Regions from separate parts of the Homo sapiens genome. Here all the other regions are linked to region 3. The links are chromatin loops, found by intact Hi-C in ENCODE. Cell type or tissue: PC-3. All regions are shown on one strand.

Region 1 (8,000 bases), 310 kb after region 3:
GTCCTCCTGAAATCCAGATGTTGAAATCCTCACCTCTGAGGTGATGACATGTGTTAACAGGTGGGGCTTTTGGTGCGTGATTAGGTCATGATGTCTGAGCCCTCATGGATGGACTAAGCGCCTTTATAAAAGAGGTCCCACAGAGCTGCTCATCCCTTCCCACCATGAGAGGATGTCACAAGGAGTGAGCAGTCTAAAACCTGGAAGACAGCCTTCACCAGAACCTGACCATGCTGGTACCATCTTGAAACTTTCATTTATTCTATGCTTTCTTATGTGTCAATCACAGAGTGAAACATATCATGAACATTTCATTTGCTTCCAAACAATCCTATTAAAACCCCCATTTGATACATGAGGAATCCTTTGCATGGATGTTAAGTGACCTTCATGAAGCCACGTCCCTAGACATGGGCCTTAGTGTAGTCTAGCTCAGAACCCCTGGTCTGGACACTCTCCTGCTCCCTTGTGCTAGGGTACACGGAGTTCAAAACAAGGCCACAGGCCTCCCACCTTTACCTGGTGCTGCCTCCAGACCAAGCAGAAGGATGGCTTTAACATCCACCTGAATCAGCCCCCACCTCCAAATGTATCCTGAATACTAATTTTTTTTTTTTTGGAGACGGAGTCTCGTTCTGTCACCCAGGCTGGAGTGCAGTGGTACGATCTAGGCTCGCTGCAACCTCTGCCTCTTGGATTCAAGCAATTCTCCTGCCTCAGCCTCCCGAGCAGCTGGGACTACAGGTGCACGCCACCTGTAATTTTTAGCACGTCACCCAGCTAATTTTTTTTTTTTTTTTTGTATTTTAGTAGAAACGGTTTCACCGTGTTGCCCAGGCTGGTCTCTAAATCCTGAGCTCAGGCATTCTGCCTGCCTTGGCCTCCCAAAGTGCTAGGATTACAGGTGTGAGCCACTGTGCCCAGCTATTACTGATTTTTTTTTCCTTTTTCTTTTTCTTTTTGAGACAGAGTTTCACTCTTGTTGCCCAGGCTGGAGTGCAATGAGACAATCTCGGCTCACCGCAGCCTCCACCTCCCAGGTTCAAGTGATTCTCCTGCCTCAGCCTCCCGAGGAGCTAGGAAAAGGCATGTAGCACCATACCCAGCTAATTTTGTATTTTTAGCAGAAATGAGGTTTCTCCATATTGGTCAGGCTGGTCTCAAACTCCTGACCTCAGGTGATCCGCCCACCTTGGCCTCCCAAAGTGCTGGGATTACAGGCGTGAGCCACTGTGCCTGGCCAATACTGATTTTTAAAAGCACCACTGGGCCAGGCATGGTGGCTTATGCCTGTAACCCTAACACTTTGGGAGGCCAAGGTAGGAGGATCACTTGAGACCAGGAGTTTGAGACCAGACTAAGCAACAGTGAGACCCCATTTCTAAAAAAAAAAACAAAAAGGCCGGGCACGGTGGCTCACACCTGTAATCCCAGCACTTTGGGAGGCCGAGGCGGGTGGATCACGAGGTCAGGAGATCGAGACCATCCCGGCTAACATGGTGAAACCCCGTCTCCATTAAAAAATACAAAAAATTAGCCGGGCGTGGTGGCAGACGCCTGTAGTCCCAGCTACTTGGGAGGCTGAGGCAGGAGAATGGTGTGAACCCAGGAGGCGGAGCTGGCAGTGAGCTGAAATGGCACCACTGCACTCCAGCCTGGGTGACAGAGCAAGACTCTGTCTCAAAAAAAAAAAAAAAAAAAATTAGCCAGGTGTGGTGGCATGCACCTTTAGTCCCAGCACTTTGGGAGGCCAAGGTAGGAGGATTGCTTGAGGCCAGTAGTTTGAAACTAACCTGTGCAATAGTGAGTCTCTAAAAAATAATAATAATAAATAAAAATTTTAAAAATTAGCTGGGCGTGGTGGCTCACATCTATAGTCCCAACTACTCTAAAGGCTGAGGAGGGAGGATCACTTGAGCCCAGGAGTTTGAGGTTATAGTGAGCTATAATTGTGCCACTGCACTGCAGCCTGGGTGATAGAGCAAGAATCTGTCTCAGAAAAATAAAAGTACTACTGAAGTTTTAAAATCCAGCTGAAGGAAACTGGGTAAACCAACAATCATCTGAGAAGGGTGGCGCATTTCCCCAGGCATCTGAGAGTGAGTGTGGTTCTGGATCTGAGGCTGGTTTTGGACACAGCTCTGCCACTAACCAGCTGTGAGGCTCTTGGACCCAGGCTCCTCATTTGTACAGTGCAGTCATTCTTACCAAAGGAGTTTTGTTTATTGTTCATTTTTAGGATTAAGTGGGGGCATAGTATGCAAAGGGATTAACAGAAAAATTGGTTCTTTCATTTTGGCTCCCTCTGTCCATCCCCCCTGTCACCACCCCCACATCTCCTCTGCAACACTGGAAGCCCCTGCCTCTGGACCTGCAGGCTGTGGCCAGGAAGGGCAGTTGCCTAGACACCTGCACCTGCCGACGGCCCCTCCCCACCATCAGGCTCCTCTTGGTTGGACACCTGCCCTAGCCCAGTCACATACAGGTATGACTTGTATTCGTTTATTTACTTATTTATTTATTTGAGACAGTTTCACTCTTATCACCCAGGCTGGAGTGCAGTGATGCAATCTCAGCTCACTGCCACCTCCGCCTCCCGGGTTCAAGCAATTCTCCTGCCTCAGCCTCCCAGGTAGCTGGCATTATAAGCGCCCAGCACCACGCCCAGCTATTTTTTTTGTATTTTTAGTAGAGATGGGGTTTCACCATATTGGCCAGGCTGGGCTCGAACTCCTGACCTCAGGTGATCCGCCCTCCTCGGCCTCCCAAAGTGCTGGGATTACAGGCATGAGCCACTGCATCTGGCCAGCCACTGCACCCGGCCTAGTTTTTTTAATAGACAGGCTCTCACTCTGTTGCCCAGGCTGGAGTAGAGTGGTACAATCATGGATCACTGCAGCCTTGACCTTCTGGGTTTAAGCAATCCTCCTGCCTCAGCCTCAGGAGTAGCTGGGACCACAGGTGCCTGTGCCACACCCAGCTTTATTTTCCTTTTCTTTTTTTTTTTTTTTTAGTAGAGACAGGGTTTCGCTATGTTGCCCAGGCTGGTCTTAAACTCCTGAGCTTAAGCGATCCTCCTGCCTCAACCTCCCAAAGTGCTGGGATTATAGGCATGAGCCACCATGCTCGGCCCTTTTCTTATTATTGTATTAAATGGATTCTTCTTTACTAAAAAATTACTTTAAAAGGAAACCTTGGCCAGGTGTGGTGGCTCACACCTGTAATCCCAGCACTTTGGGAGGCAGAGGAGGGCTGATCACCTGAGGTCGGGAGTTCGAGACCAGCCTGGCCAACATGGCGAAATCCCGTTTCTACTAAAAACACAAAAATTAGCCGGGCATGGTGGTGGATGCCTGTAATCTCAGCTACTCAGGAGGCTGAGGCAGGAGAATCGCTTGAACCTGGGCAGCAGAGGTTGCTGTGAGCCAAGATCTTGCCACTGTACTCCAGCCCAGGCAATACAGCAAGACTCCATCTCAATTAAAAAAAAAAAAGGGAGGCTGAGGCAGGTGGATCATGAGGTCAGGAGAGCAAGACCATCCTGGCTAACATGGTGAAACCCCGTCTCTACTAAAAATACAAAAAATTAGCTGGGCATGGTGGCGGGCACCTGTAGTCCCAGCTACTTAGGAGGCTGAGGCAGGAGAATGGCGTGAACCCAGGAGGCGGAGCTTGCAGTGAGCCGAGATCAGGCCACTGCACTCCAACCTGATCAACAGAGCAAGACTCTGTCTCAAAAAAAGAAAAAAAGCCAGGCACAGTAGCTCACGCCTGTAATCCCAGCACTTTGGGAGGCCGAGGCAGGCAGATCACGAGGTCAGGAGTTCGAGACTAGCCTGGCCAATATGGTGAAACCCCGTCTCTACTAAAAATACTAAAATTAGCCAGGCGTGTTGGCACATGCCGGTAGCCCCAGCTACTCAGGAGGATGAGGCAGAAGAATTGCTTGAGGCCGGGCGCGGTGGCTCACACCTGTAATCCCAGCACTTTGGGAGGCCGAGACGGGCGGATCACGAGGTCAGGAGATCGAGACCATCCTGGCTAACATGGTGAAACCCCATCTCTACTAAAAATACAAAAAAAAGTTAGCCGGGCGTGGTGGCAGGCGCCTGTAGTCCCAGGTACATGGGAGGCTGAGGCAGGAGAATGGCATGAACCCGGGAGGCGGAGCTTGCAGTGAGCCAAGATCGCACCACTGCACTCCAGCCTGGGCGACAGAGCAAGACTCTGTCTCAAAAAAAAAAACAAACAAACAAAAAAGGAAACCTTACACACTAGTGTAAATAAGAATATCACAGCATTTGTCATCCATCCAGATGACTCAAAGCAGTGTCAGTAAGTCCTGGGGGGAAGCTGCTACCTGCAAAGACTCTAGGCGTCTGCCTGTTCTCTTGGGAGACAGGCAAACATCAAAGAGTACAATGAAAAGATGGTGTTGGCCAAGGCCCGAGCAGGAGAAAATAGGGAGTTGCTATTTAATGGGTACAGAGTGTCCATTTGGGAAGATGAAAGAGTTCTGAAGGTGGATGGTGGAGGTGGCTGCACAACAATTGTGAACGTACTTCATGCCACAGAACTCTACACCTAAAAATGGTTAAGGAGGTCGATTATATGTTATATATATTTTACCACAATTTAAAATAAAAAAATATGTAAACCACATACAGACACCAGAAGAAAACTTTTATTTTGAGGAAAATTAAAGGACTGACAGTGAGTTTTGAAAGAGTGAATTTTTCTCATTCCCACTGTCGCATGAGGCCCCACTGGCACACAGAATGTGCTGGCGTCTGGCAGGCACTGCTTTTGAGGGGGTGCTCCCCACTCTTCACAACACAGGAACAGGAGGCAGGCAGGCCATAGGGGAACTCAGGGACCTGGGTCAGGCCAGAAAGCAACAGTGAAAAGAAAAGAGAAGTGAGAGTTGCACAAAGAACAAGGATGGGTGAGGGTGGTGGATGACACACGCCACCTCCCATCCACCCGCGGGGTCCAGCCCCTAACGGTGCCCAAAGGCAGTGTCTACAGAGCGGAAGCCACCTCGTGGGGCTGACAGAGCTCAGGCAGAGTGGGGGACCCACAAAGGAAGCAGGAAGAAAATCACCCAAGGCCCAAGTCAACCCAGGTCCACAGACACTTCCTGGCACTTCCCTGCTGCGGGCCTGGTGAAGGGAGTTGAGCAAGGCCCGGTCCAGCCCTGCAGGGGCCACAGCTACAGACAGCCCTCAGGGGCCAGGGAGAACGAGGCCCAAAAACCAGGCCCAGTCTAACCCTGCCCACATCTGACCTGGCATTCTCCTTCCTGTCTCCTAACCACAGCCCACAAGGTCCCACATGGCCCCGCCCTGCCAACCTCTCCACCCTCCCTCCCAGCCCTGCTGCCCTGGCCAAACGTGCTGCCTTTGCGCACTTCTGACAAGCTCTATCTCTCCTCCGGCCCTTTGCACTTGCTGTCCCCTCCAACTCAACCCCACTCCACTCCTAGTTCGACTCCCAGGAGGCTTATGCTGAGCGCCCTCCCCAAAACACATTCCATGCCTTGCAGTTCTGTTTCCTTCAGGACTTACTCCTGCCTCACATGCATCCACAGATCTCATCTTAATTAACCGTTTAACTCCGGCAATCAACTGTGAGTCCCTGAGAGCAGGGCATCTCCTGCTGCTTCACTGTCACATCCCAGGACCTCAAGTAGTGCCTGGCTCATAGTAAGAGTCACAGACAGGTGGGTGTGGTGGCTCATGCCTGTAATCCCAGCACTTTGGGAGGCTGAGGCGGGTAGATCACAAGGTCAAGAGATCTAGACCATCCTGGCCAACATGGTGAAACCCTGTCTCTACTAAAAATACAAAAATTAGCTGGGTATGTGCCTGTAGTCCCAGCTACTTGAGAGGCTGAGGCAGGAGAATAGCTTGAACCTGGGAGGTGGAGGTTGCAGTGTGCCGAGATCGTGCCACTGCACTCCAGCCTGGCAACACAGCGAGACTCCATCTCAAAAAATAAAAAGAGTCACAGACATTTGTCACCTCTTATTCAGTGACTCTCCAGCCCTCCTCGGTGAAATATGTGTCGTCCATCAGTGCTTGTCCCCTGGTGCTCAGGCAGGACGGGTCTTCACCGTGTGCCCTCTCCCAGGCCCTGCGGGAGCTCTGGTTTCTCCACCCCACTTTCTAACTGCCAGAAATGCCATCAAATAGGCCCAGATGATAACGCAATCGACCAAAGCCTGTGACTCTAAGGCCAGGCATAAGGAAGGAGACAGAGATTTGGCCTAGGTGTGTGGGGATGCAGCATGCACACAAATTGAGTGGTACAGGGGAAAACACTCTCAACGAAAAGAGCAGAAGTACAGGTGTGGGCTCAGGGAAGGCCAAGTGAAGGAGGTACAGAAGAGCAAACTGGGGGCCTCCCGTCGAATTCAACTCCCTCTTTTGGGTTGTTTCCACTTTGTGAATTTTTTATTTTGACTATGGGGCAACTTCTTACAGGCCCTGTTGCCTCACCTGTGCAAGTTTCCAGCATGTGACCTGCTGACGTGCCCGTCCCAGAGGCTCAGGGTCCCTGAGCCCAGCAGAAGCCAGCTAGGCCAGATGACACTCTGACTTGGCTCAGCGTGCATCCCTCACCCTTAGTGCCCAACTTCACCCACGAAGGCCTGTGAGGGGATTTGCTGCAGCTTCCCCTGCTGGGGCAGGGAGAGGGACCCAGGACATCCACACGCAAGGGTAGTGCTGGCCTCTGGCCTCCCACAGTCACCCCTCAGCAAAGAGGGACTCCCCAGGGGTCATCTGAACTGCCTGGGGTACAGCATGCCCCAAGGCCAAGCTCCACGGCATAGGGACCAGTGCCCTCCCTGGCCCTGAAAGGACTCCCATCTACCTGTTTGAGAATCCTTACACCTGTGACTGAGAAGTGCCCCAGACCACATAAGAGAGGGTGTACCCTGGTGCAGGACCAGGCCTGGCACACGTGTTAGATGGCTCCAAGGTGCCCAGGAGAGACTGTCAGGGGCAGGAAAGGAGAAGTCTGTGAACAGCTTGGTATGGCAGTCACTGTGCATGCTGTGTCTGGATGTTGTTCACCAGGCAGGTCCACATCCCCTCCCCACCTCAGCCAGGGGAGCTGCAGGTCGTAATTCAAAACAGAGTGTCTCCGCCAGAGGCCCGGGAGGTCGCACAACATCCCCTTCCCCAGGGGAACCAATGGCTGCCTGACAGTGGGTACAAAAGCTCAAAGCTTGGTCTCTTCGCCTGAAGGCAGGACAACCTGCAGGCAGCCTCCCTTCCCTATCCAGCTGCCCAACAGAGCACTTTCTCTGTAAACTAGGGCAGCAGAATCCTGCCTCAGGCTCCACCCCTGGGAAACCAATCTGAGCCACTCACTTTCTCCAAGACAGCGCCCCCTTGCTGGAGCACCCAGAATACCCTGGGACTCCATGACAGGGAAAGAATCAATGAGGAGGCAACTTCAACCCAGCAGAAAGGTGCTCAGACACGGAGCCCTCAGGAAGAAGCAACAGAGCAGTGCTTGGGCTTCAGTGCTAGCCAGTGTTGGCAGGGGAGGAGGTTCCCGAGGTGCCCAAATAACCAGGTTCAAGGCAATGTAAGAAAGGAGCTAGGAGAGGAAACATAAGTGACCGAAAAGAAACCAAAATGCTGCCTGTGATTGTATTACAGCTGGAAGATTATGGCATGATTTCTTTTTCGTCTGTTCTCCCAGTTTTTGATATGAGGTCGTTTTGTATATACCTTTAAAAGGAGCAAATGTAATATACTTTATGGAACACTTTCAATAATGCAAAATATCTAGAAGGAATCAGGAACTTGTCACAAAACCAGTGCTGGCTGGGTGCAGTTGGAGAGAATTAGAGCCTGGCAAATTAGCCAGAGGCTGCCAGTCCCCAGGTCTAATGGCGTGGGACAGGGAGGGGTCCCAGCAGCTCCTGCTCCAACTCAGTGTCCATCGCTACAAGACTTCCCAGAGATCACTTCCCCTTCTGGAGC
Region 2 (8,000 bases), 56 kb after region 3:
GAAAGCAGGCTGAGGGTATCCAGAGGCCATTCAAGGGTCTCAGGGACCCACAATTCATAGGCCACACAGCAGAATGAACACAGCTGAAGAAAGCACTAGTGAACTAGAAGACCATCCTGAGGAAATTGCTCAGGATACAGCACAGAGTCAAGGAGATGGAAAAGTAAAGTCCACCACAGTCAAGAATGCCCAAGAAATCTCAATCATAAACCCAGGGGAGCAAAGGAAGGAAGGAGGACAGCCAAAAGGGCACACTCTACAAGCAGCTGCTACCACCTCCTGCTCATGTAAACATGGGCTTGCCTCAGACCCTCCCTCAGGATTCTGAGCAGCCGCGTCTCCACAGACTGTGGCAGAGGGAGAAGAAAGGAAATGGATGTTAACTGAATGCTATGACATGGCATGTGCTGTTCCATCTATGCCTCATTTAATTGGTCCATGGCCTTGAGGCTAAAGTCTTTGCTCCGATTTCATCATGGGGCAGAAATTAACTGTATCTCATTGGTCTTCACACCCTTAGTAGTTAGCACAAAGACACAGTAGGTGCTCAATGAAGACTGTTAAATGAGTGTGAAATCTGAGGCTTGGAGAGCTCAGGGGCTGTTGCATAGTGACATGAGGGTAAGACAAAGAGAAAGGATTTGAATTCAAGATTATCTGCCCCCAGTGTCTGTACTCTTTTGATTCCACCGTGCTAAGAAATGTCCACTCGCCTCCAGAGGCCGCCGGCTCAGCCCTCAGTCCAGCACCTCCAAAACATGGCTGGATAGCGGCAGAGGGACCCGGCCCAGCCCCAGCCCGTCTCTCACATTTGGAGCCTGCTCCCATTCCTTCCTGGAGAGAAAGAGTTCAGCTCTGTCTACCTGGCACAGCAAACACTCCCAGCTTTGTCTGCCACGTTCAGCAGTTTTCATACCTCCTTGTGAACAAAATAAACTGTGTGTTCTCATTTTGGGTTTGGGGAAAAAGGCCCAGTTAATTACAAAGGCTGCTTTGCCTTGGTATGGAGACAGAAAACTGGATTTGTTTGGACTAATTACGTTTACTCACACATCTTGGTTCCAGCTGAGTCAATGCTGGTAACCAGGCCCACCGTCTCCAGAATCTCCCCCACCATCCCCAAACAAAACAGTCCTTGGGCTCTCCTCATTGTCCCAGCCCTGAGCCTTGCTGTTGCCTTTGGAAAATGCCAGTCAACGTTCAGAGTCCTGACGGGGAGGCGACCTACATGGGACCACCTCATGCAATATGCTTCTAAGGTCAGGGCTGGGCGTGGTAATCCCAGCACTTTAGGAGTCCGAGACAGGCAGATCACTTGAGCCCAGGAGTTCAAGTTCAGCCTGGGCATCATGACAAAACCCTGTCTCTACTAAAAATACAAAAATTAGCCAAGCGTGGTGGTGTGCGCCTGTAGTCCCAGCCACTCAGGAGGCTGAGGCACGAGAATCGCTGGAACCCAGGAGGCGGAGGTTGCAGTGAGCTGAGATCACACCACTGCATTCCAGCCTGGGTGACAGAGTAGGACTCGGTCTCAAAAAAAAAAAAATTCTTCTAAGTGTTAGAAGCAAAATTTCTGCACTTCAGTCAGCTCATGCTTATGAAGGGTACGTGTCTGCCACTGGACACTGGCATACTTGGAGAAATTCTGTTTCCTTGGAGAGACCATATGTTCAGGCAGCCTGTTAAGATCATGTGGGCGCTTATTTAAAATGCAGATTCAGGCTGGGCACAGTGACTCACCCTGTAATCCCAACACTTTGGGAGGTTGAGGCAAGCGGATTACTTGAGGTCAGGAGTTTGAGACCAGCCTGGCCAACATGGTGAAACCTGTTTCTACTAAAAATATAAAAATTAGCTGGGCCTGGTGGCAGACACCTGCAATCCCAGCTTCTCGGGAGGCTGAAGCAGGAGAATCGCTTGAACCTGGGAAGTGAAGGTTACAGTGAGCCGAGATCACGTCACTGCACTCCAGCCTGGACAACAAGAACAAGACCCCATCTCAAAAAAATGTAGATTCCCAGACCCTGCCCAGACCTACTGAGTGAGGCATGAAAGGGATAGGGCCTGGCAATCTGTATTTTCAACAAGCACCACAGGCGACACTGACTTGCGAAGGCTTTGGTGCACAGCATCCCACCTTTGCACTCGAAATCCACGTCATCCTAGGCAAGCTGTTTTGTACTTCTCAGCCTCAATTTCCCAGAGCTGAAAAAATAAGGGCCAATAATAACTCTCTTACAAGGGTGCGGGTGGTTGTGCAGATGAGGTGAGACCCCCACCCACAGTGAGAACTCATTGAATGGAACTTATTCCTATGACTGAATGTAGCTGAGTTAATTTCAAGGATTTGACGGAGTGCTGGGGGAAAAAAGATAATGCTTGCACCCTGCAGAAAGCCCTGGCACTTTCAAACCAGTATCCACATTCTCTCTAGACCCTCCACCCGGTCATTCATTTTTGCAGACTCCAAACTCCACAAACCTCTTCTCTTCCTATGGTCCCTCTTCCATAAATAAATCATTAGAAGATTCACATTTGAGGGCCTCCAGAGCCTTCCTCTTAGTGGAGTCAAAAGCAGACACATCCTCCCGGGGAACAATGAGCAAAGTCCTACATTTGCAAAATGGTCAAAAAATGAGTCATTTCATTTGTGGAAAATGAATATATCTGATCTTGCAAATGTTTTGCCTCAGGGGAAAGTAGTGAGCGTGAATTCACAAACAGGCTTCTCCATGCAAAAGCACTTCCCTGCTGCTCCGGAGGCTAAGAAAAGCAAACCAGAAAGGTGGCAACTCCGATCATTTGAGTCTAAAGAACAAGAATCTCACCAAGCAGGGACCTTGGGGCAGGGCAAGAGCTGGTGGGGAGGAGGTGTCTCTCAGGGCTATCCTTAATTTTTTAAATTTATTTTTGGTAGAGACGGGGTCCGGCTATGTTGCCCAGGCTAGTCTTGGACTCCTGGCCTCAAATGATCTTCCTGCCTTGGCCTCCCAAAGTGCTGGGATTACAAGTGTGAGCCCCCAAGCCCTGCCCCTGTGTGTCCTTAATATTTAGCACAAGCCATGAGCTCTCAAGGTCAGTCATATTTTCCTTAGGCAAATAAAATCCATACACAGCTTCACTGATTTTTCAAGTGCAGAATCTCTGCCCATTAATTTTAGTGAGTGTTTGGTAAGGGGAGGGTGTTGCGGGGGCAGTCTCCACTGAGCATGGGAGTGGTCCATTTTTCCTCTTCCTTCTGGTTTCTGGCCTGAAAATATTTATGAGTCCTGAGTCCAATCAAACACACATGAACATGTGCCTGTTCTGTGCAAGGCATCCTGCCCAGGGCTCCCAGCAAGGCCAAGATGAATCCACTGCACAGACACCCCCTGGGTGCCTGTTCTGTGCCCCACAGGTGCTGGCACCATCGAGCCACAACTCAGGGGCCTCATCCCTGTCCTGGGGGTCTTCCTCTGCCTGAGAGGAAAGACAAATGCTTAAGTCATTTGGACACAAAGCAGAAGGGACTGGGATATCAAAAGTGAAGCATAAAAGGCCACAGAGACAACCAGGAGGCCACCCTGTCAGCCCCAGCTCCCCTGAAAGCTCCAGAAAGGCAGCTGCCATGGGGGCTCTGAGAAAGGAAGGGATCTTCGGGGGGTGGAGTGGAGCATTTTCTAAACATAGGAAACATCCTGAGTCACACACAGCAGGGGGCAGGCACGCAGGAATCATGGGCCGCATTTAGAAAGGCGAGTGGCATCATTTGGTGGGAGCTGGAGGTGCGCATGGGAAGGCTGTGGAAGCGCAGCTGCGCTGGTAGGGGTGTGGCGTCCAGGGACCACCAGGGCCACTGCCACAGTGTGTCAGCCCAGGGGGAGTGCGGGAGGAGAAGCGGGGGAGGGCCGTGGTCACACTTTAGTTTTCCAACCTCCCCTCTAGCGGGTCTGGAGAGGGTAGAAGCGCTCAGAGAGAACTGCAGTCAGGATCCCAGGTTTGGGGACGCAGACCCCGCACGGACACTGCTCTGGAAGCCCAGATCTGGTGACTCTCTGTCCAGAGGGTGGGGGCAGGGTAGATCTGAATGATCTGGGACCTCTGGTCCTGAGAAAAGGGAGGCCCAGCTCCTGGGGGAAGGGTGTGACCCATGACATAGGCCTGGCAGCCAAGTCGTCAGCTGCATGGGAAGAAACACAATGCCTGTGCATGATGGGGACAACGGGCCAGGGCAGGTAAAGCCATGACGAGTCACATCTGACCCCAGCATCTTAGCCTCAGCAACACTGTCTACTGCGATGTCCACACGGCAGGGCATTTTGGGGCTGGATTCTTCAGCCCTGGAAGAACTAAACACAGCCTTCCCTGCTGGAACTTCCATCCGCGATCTCCCTTGCCCGGCTTCTCCTGTCTGTGCACCCTGCTGGGAGCTGTGTGGCTCGGAGCTGGGACATATGCTCGGCTCTGTGTGCCAGTCCCCCTGCAACGCAGAGGCCATTCCTCATTCTCCCCAGGCAGCCAGTCATGCTCACTCCTGGGGTCCCTGCACATGCTGTTCCCCCACCGAAATGTCGTTCCCATCCTCCTCCCCCAGGGCTGGGTTCCACAGCGCCTGCCTGGCAAATGCTTTCCTGATGATCCGCTGGAGTGAACACCAGGCCGGGTGGGGCTGGGGCAGACCAGATCCCCACCACGAGGGTGTATTCACTCTACATGTTCACTAGCCCCCGCTCAGGTCACCAGTGAGAGCAGGCTGTTCTCAGGGCGACCCCGTAAGGGACCCGCTGCCCACCATGAACTTTCACAGAATGAGGGTTTCAGGTAAGCAGCTGCCTTCTTGGAAGACAGAGGGAGAAGGGCACCTTGGGGGGATTGGGGGAAGCTTAGATCCCAAAGGAGCCCAGAGAGGCAGGCCAGGGAGGGCCTGAGAGGCTGCGAGGCCATCTCCTTCCTGAGCCTGCAGCCCCTCCGAGTCCATGTGGGAATCCCCTTCCACCTCAGAGCCAGCCCCAGGGATTGGCAACCCACCCTCTCCCTAACCTGTTGTTTTGAATTAATTGTTTGAACAAGTATTACATTGACAGGGTTCAGAACCCTCAGGAATATTCCTAGGTCTGCCCTGAGGAAGCATACAGGCACTGGAGGCCCTGCCCCTTGCCCTCCCTCTGAAGGGACCATTTTAAGAGACAACTGTTTCCTTCCTGCTTCTTTTTGCTGACAAATTAAATAAGAATATACGTACTTACACCTGCCCTTTCTTACCCAAAGTAGTGTGAGATGTGTACTCTCACACCCTGCTTTGCTCACTTAATGGTACATTCCAGAGCTTTCTCCATCGTGCACCAGGGCAGTCTCCCCTCCTCCTCCTCAGGGCCACGCTGTGTTCCAGGGTGGAGCCATGTGGCGGTGCACACCTCAGGCTGCAAGGGGCCTGCTGCCCCCTCCCTCGGATCCCCAGACCCTAGCCTTTGTCCATCCATCCCCCCGGGCATCCCCCCCTTATCCCTTTAGCTCCCACTCTTGCCAGCCCAAGTGCACCATCCCCAGCTAGTCCCCTCACCTGGGCTTCACCCCTGCACACAGTCCTTCTGGGACCCTCTCTCTCTCCAGTTCCCCTTCTGAGCATGCCTCTGCTTCCTGCGAGACCCTGCCTCTCACTCCCTGGACTCTGGTTCCCTGGAGCCCAACTCCCTGCCAGTGTCCCCTGCTCCAAGCACATAGCCGACTGCCCCAAGTATAAGATTCAGCACCCCCTGTGCTGCCACCCAAGAGGCTCCCTGGGATGCAGCCTCCCCCAGATCTGTCTCTTGTTCTGCAGGCACCTGGAGGACCCCACTCCAGCTGGCATCCTCACGGCCAAGCTCAGGACATCTCATCTCCCCAGCCTGTAACATCACAATACAAACCAGCCACCTCAGGCCACCACCCTAAGACCTGGAAGTCCATCTGCTGCCAGAGGGGACTGGGGGTCCGTGGGCTCTTAACTGCCTCCTGGCCTCTCCTTCGCATCCCCAGCCTCACCATGCTGACCCCCATCTCCCATGACCATGGCCTTCTTGGTCCCCCAGCTCATGCCTTGAGAACTGCTGGGCCTCAGGCCCCGTGGCTGGGGCACTGACACCCCAGGTACTGTCTCAGACCAGACCCTCTTCTAGGTTCAGTCAGAGCCTCTGGCAGAAAGCCCACTCCATGTCCACCCCCACCTACCCTCGGTTGGTGGGGCGAGGATGGGCAGGGGCATTACGCCTGCCGTGGAGACACCCCTGCATTGTTAGAGGCTGGTTAGAGCCGGGCCCACCACCAAGCATCTTAGACTTGCCCTGACCCCGCCCAGCCCAGCCCCAGGGGTGTCAGGTATAGAAGTTTCTGGTCCTAGACGGGTCACAGCCTTGGCACACTGGGCCATCACCAGCCCCAGAAAGGAAGGGACAACCACCAACCTAGGTGATCTCTGCAGAGGTCACTCTAAACACAGGGAAGCTGGGAAGGGCTTTTGCTCCAGGATGCAGAGCCAACAGACGTGCTCTGCAGATCATGCCCAGGCCCTTGGGGCACACGCCAGGGCTGAAGGGGGCAGCCAGGGGAGGAGAGGTCTGACCTGGGAGACCCGCAGGGAGAAATCAAAGCACATGGTTTCATCAACGCCGCTCACCGCCAGGATTCAGACACACGGACAGAGGTGGATGAAGCACATACCTGACGCTCCGCGAGCTTTCTCCTTCAGACCTGCAACGAGAAGAGCACACGCTTAGAGCCCAGAACCCTCTGCTCCGGGAGACCTGCACAACGACACTAGATGTGGGGACCCTGAGGCCCCAGCTGCTCCCAGCATCCCCTCCCCAGCCTCAGCAGACATCCGCAGGCCCAATCCTCCGGGGTCTCTTGCTGCTGTTCCTTTGACCTGGAACTGTATTCAGAAAGTCCACTCTTCTTAGAAGTCTTAGGGTTCCTTTCCCACCCTCTTCCTGTTTCCATCACCTTGACTGCAATTGTTTTCCCAGGATTTGAATACACCCCAGGAGTCAAGAGCAAAGCCAGAGGAGGGGTCTATGGTTCCAGAACTCTGACCTGGGCAGCAACTAAATGAATGAATGAGTGAATGAATGAATGAATGAATAAGTGAGAGCGGTGCGACTGGCCTCACTGCATCCCCTACTTGGTATTTCCAGTGTTATTTCCCCAGAACCAGCTCTATTTTCAAGTACTCAGAAATCAATTACAACCATATTACAAAGGAGACAACCTTGAATGTCAAGAAATTGGACAATCAGATTGTATTGCGCACTTGAACTTTCACGAAGACTGTGACTACGCGGTATTGACAGTGATGCCTTCCTGCTCTGTACACCAAAGGAAAGGGACTTTGGGATTAAACTCCATGCAGCTGATGGCTAAAGCCTCGCTTGGGCTTCCTGGGTCTGAAGGAGCAAAGGGCTTTGAGCAAACACATTCAGGAATCTAATCCCTGGATGTCCCAAATTGGATTTTATTGCCAGAGAGCTAGAGAAATAAAAACTTACTTAACCCAGAGTCAGAGATTTGTCTTTTTGTTCATTGCCTTTTCAGTAACGTTCCAGAACGGAAGTCAGAGCACATGCTGCACGACCCTTCAGCATAGAAAGCCCCAGGGGATGCCTTTCCCACTGAACCAAGCTTGCCCACAGATTCAGACCCGGCCTCCCTTGGTGCTGCCCAGCCTGGTCGCGCTCACCAGTAGCAAATGAGACAGAAGGCAGGTAGTCCCCAGCAATGTGTGCTCCAGGTGCCTGAGTGCACACCCCTTGTTCTAGAAGGACCTTGGTCTCCCTCTCCAGCAATTCTAATTCAGCATCAATGCACAGCAACTTGGATCACATGGTCCCCACGGCAGCAGGTGAAGTGGTGATGTGAGATGGGAATGGCGCACAGACACCTGTGGCATCTCCTTGACCCCGGGGGCCATGGGACAAGGTGCAGACCAGCCCCTGGTGGCTGAAGACCCTCCACAGAATTCCCAGGAAGCCTGATGATGGGGAGAGGAG
Region 3 (8,000 bases):
GGAACAGAAAGGAAACAAGGAGGTCTGGGAAGGCCCCGGGAAGATGAGCGATGGTGGTGCCTGGCTAGATGGTGGGCTGGCAGGGAGAGGTGCTCAGGCCCAAGTCTGTCTGGAGGGAGCTCCCGGTTTCCACGACAGATTGCAGTGGGTGGGAGAGGAAGGGGAGTCAGGCTGGGCTGCAGGCGGAAGGGCTGGGAAGAGACTCAGAGTCCTGTTTTGGCTGTGTCCAGTATGATGTCTGTGGGGCCTCCAGGTAGAAACATGGAGGAGGCAGCTGGATGGGTAGCAGTGGAGTGGTGAGTGGTACAGGCTGGAGATATAAATTTGGGGCCATCTTTCAATTTTATTGTTTCAGAGATAAACCCTGATGAAGTCCAGGAATCAATAAACAGAGACTAACACTGGCCTCCTTCCCCATCCAGATCCTGGGAGAGGATTTCACGAGTTAAGTGCTTTGAAACTGACTCTGGCCTTGCAGGGGTGGGAGGGAGGGTGTGCAGTGAGCCAGGGGCCCACTCATGAGCCATCGATTAATAAACTCTGCCCGCTCATGCCTGTAATCTCAGCACTTTGGGAGGCTGAGGCAAGTGGATCGCTTGAGCCCAGGAGTTTGAGACCAGCCTGGGCAATGTGGCGAGACCCTGTCTCTACAAAAAATGCAAAAATTAGTCAGGCATGGTGATGTGCATCTGTAGTCCTGGCTACTCAGGAGGCTGAGGTGGAAGGATTGCTTGAGCCCAGGAGATCAATGATGGAGCCCAGGAGTCAGTGATGGAGCCACTGACTCCAGCCTGGGTGATGGAGCAAGAACTTGTCTCAAAATAATAATAATAATAATAAATAACCTCTGCCTTCCATGCGAACAAACACCCATCCTAGAGCCTGAGACTGGGATGGGCTGGGGAGCGGAGGCCTGGGCCCAGCCCCATGTTGGGGCTGCCGGGGTTGGTGTTGGTGGGGGGCTGGATTAGAGGCTGGATTTCCTCACCCGTGTGGTTTGGGCCCATGGTTTCCTTCTCTGAGCTTCTGTTTGCTCATCTGAGTAATAGGCGTGAAAACCTGTGCTTCACGGGGGTCTGGCAGGAGGAAAGGAGCAGGTGTGAGCCCATGGTTCTCCACAGCACTGTCCTTCCCCGGTCGGGTGGGGATTGGGGATTTGAAGATATTTATTGGTAACCACGGAGCTCCCCTCACGTCACATGCTCCCACTGTCAACTGCAGGCCACAGGTCCCACCCTCCAGGCCTTTGCATGTGCAGCCTTCCCTGCTTGGATGCCCTCCCTGGCACTCCACTGTCAGCAGACTTGCTTGCTTGCCACTAAAATGTAAGCTCCAGGAGGCGGGTACTGAGCACAGCTCGTTCACGGCTGCACCCCTGGTGCTGAGGGCTGTGCCTGCCACGGCCCACATATTACTGCATTTAGTCCTTACAACCACCCTGGGAGGTCGGAAGTTTCCAGATGAGAAAACTGAGAGCTGAAGACAATTGGCACCTTGTCCAGCTCAGCCCCGTCAGAGGTGGCAGAGAGGGGCTCAGATCAGGTGCTTGGTGCCCCCCTACCTCAACCTGTGGGCTGGATGTCGGAAGGGACTCTGACTTCTGCGCAGGGATGCAGCTTGCTCCCATGCTCTGAAGTAGAGCCAGGGCCCCAGGGCTCTGCCCCAGCCCCTCCCTGGCCCATGTCCCCGGCTGGCCCCAGGCAGGTCAGTTCAGGGAAGGGGCCTGCATCGAACTCTCGCCACCTCCCTAAGCCAGAGCTGTCTGCTTGCTCAGATATCATCAGCTTCCCATTAAGCAGATCAATAGCTTCCACTGGTTTCCAATTTGTGTTTCCAGAAATTCATCTCCCAGCCACCTTTTTAATTAACCGCCCCCGCCAACACACCCGAGGCACCAATAGATCACCCTCTCCCCTCCACCTCTGTGGACCACAGACCACTAGCTCCACCAGCCTCGGGGGAGTGGCAGGTGTGTTTAAAGCTGTATGATCACCATCCTCAGTCACTGGAAGAGCTGGCCGTGCTGCCTGGATGCCATCCACACCTGTCCCCGAGGAAGGGGCTGGGCCCTTCACCATGAGGAAAACCAAGAATCAGGGAGGCCAAGCAGCAGCTGGCAAGAGCCAGAGCCGAGTGTGCCATTGGGGTGGGCAATTTGCAGGATGAGCTTCACATGCAGCACGCACTGGGGGTCTGGCTGGCAGGGGAGCGGGGCTGGCAGCTGTGATTTCAGAGCAGGGGAAGGTTGGAGGCCTGACCCCCAGAGGGTGCGCCTCCTACCCCTGGGAGCTCCCCGGTATTCCATGTTGCCTACCACCCTACGAGGGCAGGGGCTGTGTCTGCCTCCATCACTGCTCTCTCCCCAGCGTGCGGCACATAGTAGGTGCTCAGTAAGTCACTAAATGAGCAGCAATATTTGCCAAAACTTAGGACATTACCTTTGTGCCAGGTATTCTTCTATTTAATCTTCACGGCACTCCCTGAGGTGGGTGCTACTAGTATCTTCATTTTATAGATGGGAAAACTCAGGCACAGAGAGTTTCAATGACTTGCCCAAGGTCACACAACTAGTTAGTCATGGAGCTGAGATTCGAACCCAGGCCATCTGTCTCTAGAGCTGTTGCTACTAATCGCCCCACTCTTCCTTACCTGCTCCCCATGGCCTGTCAGCTCCGATGGGCAAGGACTGGGTCCTGTGCCTGGTGTAACTTCTGTCACACACAAACATAGCATGTTTGCTGAGTGAATAAATGGTGACTTCTGCACTCCCTGCTTCCCAAAACAACCTAGTTGACCAGTCTGTTGGGGCAAATCTAGAGTATTTCATCTGGAAATGAAGGGAAGAGATGGGGTGAGTCCCCTGGGTGACCCTGGGGTGACAAGCCTCCCAGTGAGTACACTGCTGGGGCCAACATTAGGGACCCTCTAATTCCACTTCCATCTTCCTTTTCACCCATCCCTTACATTTCTGGGCTCTCTGTAGTCTATACAAAAATACATTCACAGCCATGATGTTGTTATTCTGCGGACTCTTGCAGCTTTCCAGCCAGGCAAGTAGATTTCCACCGCTGACCCAGCACTCGGAACAGGGACCACCTGGGTGCCATCCTCTTTCCCCTGTGCACGCTGGGGCCACATCTTAGCAGTTTCATCTCCAAGTCTCCCTCCCCCACCTCTCCCCCTCCGGTGGCCCTGGCTCCGGACTCAGCTGCTCTCACGGGACCCCAGGTGCAGGGCCCATCATGGCCCCTTCCTCTTCACCCCTCACTCCGGCCACTAGCGGACGCTAACCCAACAACCAACTAGGTCCTGCCTGGCCCCTGACCCATGTGAGGGGCTGTAGGAGCCAGGTCTGCAGGGGTTGGTCGGGGGGTGAAACAAGCAGCGTGTGCTGCGGCAGGACCAGGATGAAGATCATGGCTCTCTTCTAACCAGGAAGGAACCAGCCCAGGGCTGCTAGATTTTCTCAGCTGTGGAGAGAAGACGAAGCCCAGTGTTTAACCTGAAATCTTCCGGTTTGCCAATGCTAGTAGTTGATTACATGATCACATTTAAAAAGTCATTTTACTTTTAAAACACATGCTGCAGGCCAGGGGCAGTCTGTCGGCTGCTAGTTTGTGACTTCTGCCCTGTGCAGTGTGAACTCTCTGGCTCGGCATTCAAGGTCTTTCATGGTCTGGCCCCTTTGAGCCCACAAGGAACCTCTACACGGGACAACACTTCTGTGTCTCCAACACCCTCTACTCAGAACAGCACTGTTCCTCTAGGAAGTGGGCCCTGATCCCCTCCCCTCCAGGGGACTCTACCACTCTCTACTTCACACCCATCTGGTCTCCTGACCAGGCCTCCACAGCCAGGGGCAGAGCGAGGCCTGGAGTCCAGGGTCCTGGCCACACATCCCAGGGTTCTCCCGCTGTCCTCTGGGATGGCCAGCAGACAGATGCCGCTCAGGGACAGCCACCCGCTCCCACCAGTCCCACCCCTGCCGGCAGGGACAGAACCTCTGGCTTTGAGAAAACCAAGAAAAATCAGGGGCATGGTGAATCCTGAAAAACACGTGGAAGCTGGCAGTTGCATTTTAAAATATTACCCAGTTAACAAAATCAACAGCCTCCATGCACACACACACACTCTCCTTCCCTCCACTGCCCCTCCATCCCCTCCTCTCTGTATCACGGGCATCTAAGAGTCCCCCTAGAGCCATTCTCCCTCCTCTAGCCTCAGCAGGGCCCATGACTGACCAGTGAAAGACTGCATTTCCCAGCCTCCCTCCTCGTGAAGAGTAGCCATGAGACTGAATTCTGGCCATGGGGATGTGTGCAGCATCTGAGTCACACCCTCTGTCCCCTCTCCATGTGGGGAGGTGGCAAATCAGCCTCCACCCCTAAGGGATGGCTGGCCTGCAGCATGTGGCTTAAAATTAAAATGATTTTTAAATGTGATCATGTTATCACCTACTAGCACTGGCAAATAGAAGATTTCAGGCGAAACGCTGGGCTTTGTCTTCTCTCCATAGCTGAGAAAATCCGGCAGCCCTGGGCTGGTTCCTTCCTGGTTAGAGGAGCGCTATGATGGAGGTGGAGCCACCAATAGAGGGAGCCTGGGTTCCTGGGTGACTCTGTGGAGCAGAGCCCCCCAGCTTCCCAGGCTGCCTGCTTCCTCTGCATTCTGAACAGAGAGAGGAATCCATATCCAGCTACTGCCCAGAAGCCTTCCATAATCTCAGCCTGGGAAAGCTCAACCCATGAAACTAGACTTCTCCAGGAAGCCTCCCCGTTTCCCCTCCCCTCCCCAGCACCTTCCTGGGCTCCCACTGCCCACACTCCATTGTGACTCTCTACCTCCCCCAGGCCTCAGCCACTGCCTGCTTGGCAGCTCCTTGGGACCCAGGACCCTGGAGTCCCCTTCTTATTTGGGGACTCAGCTTGAGACCTGGGGTAATCAGAGTCTCTGTTCCGAGCACTTGCTATATGTCAGGTGTGGTTCTAAGCTCTTTATCTCATGTAATCCTGAGGCCAAGCCCATGAAATTGTACAGATGAGGGAACCTGAGGCCAAGTGACATGCCCCGAATCACATAGGAGTAGGAGACAGAGAAGACTTAAACTTAGGCCATCTGGTGTCAGAGCTCCCTGCCCTTAACCCTTAGGCAGCACTGCCTCTCCACAGAACAAGGCTGATCCACATTGAGTGGATGAATAATAAATAGTGCATGAATCAATGAATGGGCACTGCCCTCCTCCTGCGGCTCCATGGGTTAGTGCAGGGCTGAACCCTGAGTACACACTCAAAACATGCTTATAAAGTGAGCAACTGAGCAAACATCCTGGGTGGACGATTGTTTTTGGAAGATATCATCTCTTTGGAGTTTATGACCTTAAAATCGTTAACATACATTTTTCTATCCAAAATACATCATTTTAAGACTGTTTGAGAAGAGACACCACATGCCAGCTCCACGGCCCATTAAAGTTAACCAACTGTGCAGATTTTGTGGGAATGATGAAAATAGTAAAAGACTTGGGTGGTTTTCTAGAATGGCTTAAATCATCATGAAATGCCAAGGAAAAGTAACAGTGAACTTGTGAGACACCACAAAGCTGGCAGAACCCTGGCCGTATCTCATGGCCCGTGTCCTTTTTGATGTGGAGAAGGCACAGAGTGGCTCTGGTGACCACCAGGGACAGAAACCTGGGGGCCTCCATCCACTCCCGAGAGATGTCTATAGACTGTAGGATCTGCACAAGAGGTATTCCTGAAACCAGAAGACCCATGCACAGATGGTCAGGGCAGAGGCTAGAGAAAAACAAAGCCCTTTCCTACTTACAAGCTTTGAGGTCTAGATCCTCTATAAATTATTCAGGCAAGTTAAGGCAGCGGCCATTGCCAACAGGACCATGCCCCCTGCGGTTGCTATAGTTAATTAAGTGCCTACTATACAGCACGCAGTGTTAGATGCTTCCGAGATGTTTAATCTTTCCAGTACCAGTTCTGGCAAGTGTCATCTCCATATTACACATGGAGAAACAGGCTCAGAGCGGTTAAGTCACTTGCCCAAGGCCACAGAGCTGGTAAGTGGCAGATTTCAGATTTCAACCAAGGCTGGTTTCATCATACACATTCCAAGAAGAGGCTTTGCTCAGCACCAAGTTGGAACCCAAAATACAACAACAGGTATAATTTCTACTGGCATCATGGTGGTCTATAACCTCTTCCCAGTGGGCCCCATTTCCCTAGGCCCGAGACCCTGGTGGGGACCACTCAATTGACCAGCAGAATCCCGCCCCTGGGCCGCTGGGTCTCATGATCCAGTTAAGCCCCAGTGGGCACAGACACGGTGATGCGGTCCTTGCTTCAAAATCAGGCCAGCCATACATGTCCGGAACGCCCAGCGGCCTGCTCCCTCCCCAGGGCACTTGCTGAGCTCATGCCTGCTGCACACCAGCCTGGCCAGCCATGGCCTGAGTGAGCTCCGGACTCCAGCCCAGAGGGCGCCGGGGAGCAGCCCCGCATGCTGCCACTCGTATCTTATGGCTATTTACACCTAGCAAACAAAAAAATTATAAAAAAGCATAAAGGAAAAAAAAGAATCACTCATAACCCCACCGCCTGGAACCCACCAGTCTACCTTTCTGCGAATTTCCCCAGGGGATTGTTTTTCCGTAATTGATGTCCACGCTATAGAGTTTTTAGCTTTGCCTTCCACTTTGTTCACTGACCATTATTTCACAAACATTCTTTCCCCTCATTTTTTAAAACCCTAATTTCTAACAACGCCCTTATACCCACACATGTGGCTGTAATATAAATCATGACATGGAATCCCTAAGTTTTGTTATTGCTAACATTTTGTGATCATAAAGCAGTGTGGTGAGGCATTTTCTTATTTTTATCTAGTGGATTTCCTTCAGGAACATTTCAAGAAGCAGAATTATGGGTGGAAACATGTGGCCATTTTTGGGGCTCTCAGTGCAAGCGCCTGCACTGCCTTCCAGACACCACGTCCCATTTGTATCTCCACCAGCGGCAATGGGCATGCACATTCTATTTTTTTTTTTAGCCACATAGCACTCATGTTTCCTCTTGCCAAGATTCTCCTTTTGACGAAACACCCCCCTACATTGTGAGCTAGACTTGGTGGGCAAGTCAGCCAAGGCCCTGGGTGGACAAACTCATCCCTCTGAGTTTGGAATCCTGAGCTGAGTGGCTCCAGGGTAGAAAACCCAGCAGCAACCTCATTGCTCCTGTGTGTTTGCCATTTGGGTCTGCTTAGCATGGACAAAACTTAAAAACACATCAGTGAATCAAAAAGGGTAAGTCGCAACCAGATAAGCATCATCTGAGAGAATGTGTGTAAATCTCACAAATAAAACAGAAGCCTGTGGATCACACAGCCCCTCTGCTGGAGATGGGGTAGGGGGACCTGCAGGTCATGGCCCCCGAGTGAAACGTCTTGAAGGCAAATGCGGTAAACAGTGGACAGGACATCAGTCAGAGACAGTGTGGCCTCTACAAGTTCAGGCATCACATGGTCAATGCGTCCTGGGGCCTGGCCATGGATGCATGCGTCCAAACAGCTCCCAGAGGCAGCTCCAGTGGCCTCCAACCACCAACATGGAAGGGGATGGCCAGAGCGTGGGCAGAATGACTCTCACTGGGGAATCGCGGGGTGGTGTACAGGCATTACCGAGGGACTGGCATGCGCAATGCTGCATGGTGAAGGTGGAGGCTGTGACATAAGGACGGTCCACCTGGGGGAGGGTGGGGAAGCTATGAGCAGCCGAGGCCCCCCTCCTCCCTCCCATTCTCCCACCACTCTTTTTTCTTCTTCTTTTTCTTTCTTAAAAGAAGAGAGATGAAGGAAATAAGGTGAAATACAAATACCAGCCAATCTGGGTGGTGAGTGTGTGGATAGACAGAGCCCTCGATCAGGTAACCTGAGCTCATATCCAAGCTCTGCCACTCCCCGGGTCCAAAACTGCTTAAAGAAACTGCACCTGC

The links. Peaks named below come from ENCODE experiments on the same cell type or tissue, not always from the same donor. Only the 100,000 strongest peaks of a DNase experiment are listed, where the experiment ranks them.
Region 1: a loop joins it to region 3, with 4 times the contacts of the local background. A loop is called at or near these places in 2 of 110 quality-filtered maps.
Region 2: a loop joins it to region 3, with 4 times the contacts of the local background. A loop is called at or near these places in 2 of 110 quality-filtered maps.

What each region holds. Positions count from the first base shown.
Region 1 is chr3:13,409,236-13,417,235 of GRCh38, forward strand. The region is part of intron 1 of NUP210 (nucleoporin 210); the gene reads right to left. Among named protein-coding and RNA genes, the nearest start is that of NUP210, 7.1 kb to the right of the region's middle. RefSeq lists enhancers at 4,780-4,829, 7,230-7,379, 7,440-7,509. In PC-3, a CTCF peak has its summit at 7,387; a DNase peak (open chromatin) is centred at 4,346; H3K27ac peaks cover 1,807 bases.
Region 2 is chr3:13,157,429-13,165,428 of GRCh38, forward strand. It overlaps a transcript of IQSEC1 not described here. Among named protein-coding and RNA genes, the nearest start is that of IQSEC1, 88 kb to the left of the region's middle. RefSeq lists an enhancer at 3,913-4,438. In PC-3, a CTCF peak has its summit at 3,706 (motif pointing right); a DNase peak (open chromatin) is centred at 2,663; H3K27ac peaks cover 1,886 bases.
Region 3 is chr3:13,101,464-13,109,463 of GRCh38, forward strand. It overlaps a transcript of IQSEC1 not described here. Among named protein-coding and RNA genes, the nearest start is that of IQSEC1, 32 kb to the left of the region's middle. RefSeq lists an enhancer at 1,838-2,607. In PC-3, CTCF peaks have their summits at 4,566 (motif pointing right), 4,773 and 6,506; a DNase peak (open chromatin) is centred at 5,328; H3K27ac peaks cover 4,691 bases.